2 separate regions of the Homo sapiens genome follow, and region 1 is linked to region 2. A link is a loop called in an ENCODE intact Hi-C map of the cell type or tissue named here. Cell type or tissue: dorsolateral prefrontal cortex. All regions are shown on one strand.

Region 1 (2,500 bases), 220 kb before region 2:
TATTAACATTATTATGGATATTTGGCTTTCATAGGCCACACACAGGTGTGCTGCGCGGGAAGCCCCATGCTCCAATCAAAGGGATTTTTAGTAGTGCCTCTAAGCAAGCACCGATGAGTCAGTCCCACGTATTTTCTTTTTTGTCAGTATTGTTTGGGAAGGAGACATGCCGGGATGTGTCATCGTGCCAAATACCACATTTCCTGTTGGCACAGTTTCACAGAAGTAAACATAAGCATGTTTTAACAGGTTTTTCTTTTCTTTTTTCTTTTTTAAAATGTTTTATTTATTTAACCCGCCATTGTGTGTTTTTAAGTATTTTCTTTTTTTAAGGAAAGGAAAAGCTTGTCACAATCTAACTGGCTATGTTATTATTATTAAATTTATGTTTTGCAACTTAGAAACCAGCTACAGTATGGCCCACTTAATAAAACACCTGAAACAAAAACTGCATGGATCACTGATTTTTATGGAGGTTTATGAGCAGTGGGTGGCTGCGGGTGCAGTTGGGTCCATCTGTGAGGATGGTCTTGTGGCATCACCTCTCTTTACCAGCAGGCTCGGGGTTGTGGCCTGCCCAGGATGCCCCTGAGGGCCTGGGGTCTCCTGGGTCCTTCTGCCCGCAGTGCTAGGAGCCTTCCTAGCTGTTATGTGGCTGATTCACATGGATGCAGACAGGGTTCTTTCCCCACTCCACAGAGGAGGAGACTGAGACACAGGAGGGAAAAGACCCGGCCAGGGGTGCAGAGGTTGTCACTTGACTGAGACAGGATGGGCCCTTTCTTGAGAGGGTAAGGGAGACCAGGTGTGGGAAGCTGGGGGTCGGGGGAAGCTCTTGAAAGAAAGGTTTGCTTTCCTGGGGATGGCAGGTGGGAGACCTTTATGAGAGGTCCAGCTTCGTTCATTTTTATTCTTCAGGCTGCTTTGGCAGGAAGCTCCAGAAGAAGTGTAACGTGATCAAGTCAGGCACCTCAGACCAATCAGTGCCCTCTTTTATGCTTTCCTGGTTTGCATGCATTTTCCCTTTGCCTGGAATGCCTCCCCTTCACCCACTTTGTGTTTGTTGTACAGGGTTTACTTTAGCAGTCACCTGCTGTGAAGTGTCCCCAATCTCCCTAGGCAGTTAATCATTCCATCCTTGTGCTCCTTCATTTTCTTAGATGCTGGCATCTCCTCTCTGGATTGTCATTGCCTGCTTTCGTGTCAGGCTCAGCCCTTGCACCGTGAGCTCCCAGAGGGAAAAGGGGGATCTCTTGCCTGTCTCCATCCCCTGGGCCTGGCAGGTGGTAAATGCTTCTGAAGAGATGAGGAGAGGGCCCAGAGAGCTGCAGCGCAGCGTCCTGCCTGCAGAGGGGGTGAGAGGCCACACTGCAGCCGTCTGCCTGGAGCCCACGGACAGAGCTTTAGTTCTCTCGGAGAAGGCCGAGGAAAGGGGAAGGAAGGTAGGCAGTACCTCTGGAGCAGGAAGTGGGATTCTTGGCTGGGCAAGAAGGGCAGCATGGAACTCAGCTGTATGTGTTTATATTGTGGGCCTAGGCCTGAGCTTACCTTAAGGCAGGTGCTGGGACCAACTATTTCCTTGCTCTTTGTAACAGCTGATCCTACTCACTTTCTACTGTGTTTTGTTTTGTAATCTTCTGCAAATCTGTTTTGGAATGATGTGTGATATAAGAGAACAGACCTGTTTAGTAGCTCAAGATTTCAAGGACATTTGAGTCAACTGCGTTCTTCCGTGTAGGGCCCAGCCAGGCCTCTCCAGTGGTCCTGGGTAAATCAGGTGTGTTTGGTTCACTCAGCAAGCAGCCCTGCCTGCCTCAGCTTCTGCACCTGCTCTACTTCAGGGCTTCCCAGGCTGTGATTTCAGGGACTGGTAAATAAACAAGCAAGCAAAGGAACTCAGGGAATTACTATAAAGCAAGCACCCTTATAATCACCACTCAGGTCAAGAATAGAACTTTGCCAGCCCCCCAGGGTCCTCCATGTTCCCCCTTCCCCATCACAGTCCCAGCACCTCCCTTCTTCCATCTTAACTTTTATAAGTAATAATTTCGTTGAGTTTCTTTATTGTTTTGTCACCCAGATGTGCATCCCTACATGCTATAGTCTTACTGTCCTTTTAAAAAAACTTGATACATCTTTTAAGTCTCTTTTAATCTAAAGGGTCCCCTCCATCCCTTTCCTTTTCTTACAAATTGTTGAAGATTTTAAGCCATTTGATCTGTAGATTTTCACAGCCTGGGTTTTTGCTCATTTCATGCCCGTGGTGCAGTTCAATATACTCCTTTATCCTCAGCATTTCCTGCAGATCAGCAGCTAGATCTAGACAATTTGCCTCAGGTTGATCCCTTTGATAAGACTCTAGGTAGTGGTGTGCTCATTTAGCAAGAAGCACGTAACATCTGTTTTTCACTTTTGTTATGTTAGCAGCCACTGATGCTCAATGCCTACATCCAGCAAGTAATTCACTGGGGATTGCAGCATGGGGATATTCTAATCTATC
Region 2 (2,500 bases):
AGCTACTCGGGGCTGAGGCAGAAGAATGGCGTGAACCAGGGAGGCAGAGCTTGCAGTGAGCTGAGATTGTGCCACTGCACTCCAGCCCGGGCAACAGAGCAAGACTGTGACTCCACAAAAAAAAAAAAAAAAAAAGAAAGAAAAATACAAAAATTAGCTGGGCTGGTGGTGTGTGCACGTAGTCCCAGCTACTTGGGAGGCTGAGGCAGAATTGTCTGAACCTGGGAGGCAGAAGTTGCAGTGAGCCGCGATCGCACCACTGCACTCCACCTTGGGTGACAGAGTGAGACTCCCTCTCAAAAAAAAAAAAAAATTACCAAAGACATGACAGTTATCACCTTATAGTAAAAAATGTAATTATTAAAAATCTTTTCCCCCAGCCTGGGCAACATAGCAAAACCCCATCTCTATTAAAAACATTAAAAATTAGCTGGGTGTGGTGGCATGTGCCTGTAGTCCCAGCTACTTGGGAGGTTCAGGTGGGAGGATCACCTGCCCAGGAAGTCAAGGCTGCAGTAAGCCATGATTGCTCCACTGCACTCTAGCCTGGGTGACAGAGTAAGACCCTGTCTCAAAAAAAAAAAAAAAAAAAAAAAGAAAAAAAAAATCCTATCCCTAGATGTAGAAGAGGATATTTAGAGCTCTTTTAAAAAAAAATTAGAGAAAGGGTCTATGTTGCCCAGGATAGAATGCAGGGGATAGTCACAGGGGCGATCATTGCATACACCACATTCCAGGCTTGGAAGCTCTTTTCTTTAAACCTGCTGGAGAATCCCATGGCCCAGGACTGCAGGTTCAACTAAAGATCCTACAGTGGCATCAATCTTATATTTTTGACAACCTCCTATTTCATGTTCATTGCTGTAAGTTCTCTAAGGCTATGAATTTACACATTTCTGTTAAGCACTGTAATGCCAAGTCACACGGGCATCCAGTGACACAAAGTCTAGCAGGGGCTCTTGAATATAGGGTGTCATATCTTGGTAGACTGAAGGCATGGTGCAGGACAGTTGAGTACACTTACCTGACCATTCCCTATGTCCAAGCACATGTGCAGCTTCGACTCGCCTCTGTGATAACGATAGACATGGGTTGCCCCTCCTTCCTCTGGCACAGATGAATAATATTTCTAGAGACGTAATGTCAAAGATGTTAGCTAACCAAATTGTCTTGTCAAATTTTCAAAAAACCCTGATATTTGGGCAAAGTGCAGTTAAGGAGGGAGGCAAGAGAGCAAAGGTGAATTACCTGCCCTCTTGACAGGCCTCTGAAGTCATGCAACAAACCTTAGCCCACCCAAAGTGGCTGCAGAGAAAGAAATGCATTTGGCATCCCCGTGCTGCCACCTGCTGCCTCCATAGGGCAAGAACGCTGGCTAACTAAAGGTGGGCAGGACCATGCTCTCTGCCAGGTTAAACAAATTTCACATCTTTGCCCCCATGTCCAATGCACATATCCTTTCATTTCCTCCCCTAAAAAATGTGGATGAACGGTTCCATGTTTATTGTCTAAGTCTCAGACCAGGACACGGGAAGAGAGGGGTACATTTTCCTGAGATTTAGAAACACAGCAGGAAATGAAACAAACCCAAGAGCTGCTCTGCAGCCCTTTTCTCTGTGCTTCCTGCGCGTGGGGGAGTGGAGGGAGAAGTCTCTAATTTAAGAAGAATCTTCCGAAAGATCGGAAAACAGTTACATTTCTCTTGTCTGCTTCCTTCCTCCCCCTCAAAGTTAGCCTTAGACTTGCCCTTGATAATGACTAATGACATCACAGCCCTGCTTGTTTTGAACAGGGTAGGCACACTGTCTAAAAAACATGTGACCAGAAGAACGAGAAGCTGGGGAAAGCACTTGAGGACACAGACCTAAAGATGTGTTTTAGTGGCTGCTTCAAACTGTGGAGACAAACCCAGTACACAATTCTTAATTCTATCTCTAGAAAGCCAAGAGGTTCTGAGGCTCCATTTCATAACAGAGACTTGAACTGAAGCATGAACTGAAAACAAAAATGAAGAACAGCAATTTGCTAAACCTCAAACCAAAGACAAATATTATTCCTTTTGCTGAACCATGAACCAAGGGTTTAATCACTTTACAGTAGAGTTGAGGCTATTGATTTTTGTAAAACCACTGAACAACACAAATAAGATAAAAATATTCCCTGAAGTATTCCTCTTTGGTTGGAATCCTATTCTTGGAGTCAGGGATTCTTATAAAAGATGTAGAAAGATTAGAGTTTTTTGAGATCTTAACATATGAAACTGAAAAGCAGGGCAGAAACAAGGTATTCTCTTCCATCTCCTTTGTGGATCAGCCTCCTTAAAACCATGTAGGACTCACCAAGTGTTAAGACTGCATGAGGCCAGAGCCTGCTGTAATTCCTAGAAGACAGTGCCTTCCATGCAGGTAATTTCCTTGAATGTTTTCTGGCCTGCCCTCAACATTCCCTAAGTATCGAAAGATGACTTGGCTGGGTATGGTGGCTCAAGCCTGTAATCCCA

What was found. Peaks named below come from ENCODE experiments on the same cell type or tissue, not always from the same donor. Only the 100,000 strongest peaks of a DNase experiment are listed, where the experiment ranks them.
Region 1: a loop joins it to region 2, with 4 times the contacts of the local background. A loop is called at or near these places in 54 of 110 quality-filtered maps.

The regions. Positions count from the first base shown.
Region 1 is chr11:9,136,773-9,139,272 of GRCh38, reverse strand. DENND5A (DENN domain containing 5A) reads left to right here. Exons shown (of 23, transcript NM_015213.4): 23 at 1-448. Among named protein-coding and RNA genes, the nearest start is that of SCUBE2, 46 kb to the right of the region's middle. RefSeq lists enhancers at 1-251, 1,065-1,254. In dorsolateral prefrontal cortex, CTCF peaks have their summits at 1,158 and 1,357; a DNase peak (open chromatin) is centred at 1,342; H3K27ac peaks cover 2,500 bases.
Region 2 is chr11:8,913,455-8,915,954 of GRCh38, reverse strand. AKIP1 (A-kinase interacting protein 1) reads right to left here. Exons shown (of 6, transcript NM_020642.4): 4 at 1,025-1,129. Among named protein-coding and RNA genes, the nearest start is that of AKIP1, 3.5 kb to the right of the region's middle. In dorsolateral prefrontal cortex, CTCF peaks have their summits at 1,149 and 1,349 (motif pointing left); a DNase peak (open chromatin) is centred at 1,341; H3K4me3 peaks cover 1,108 bases; H3K27ac peaks cover 1,564 bases.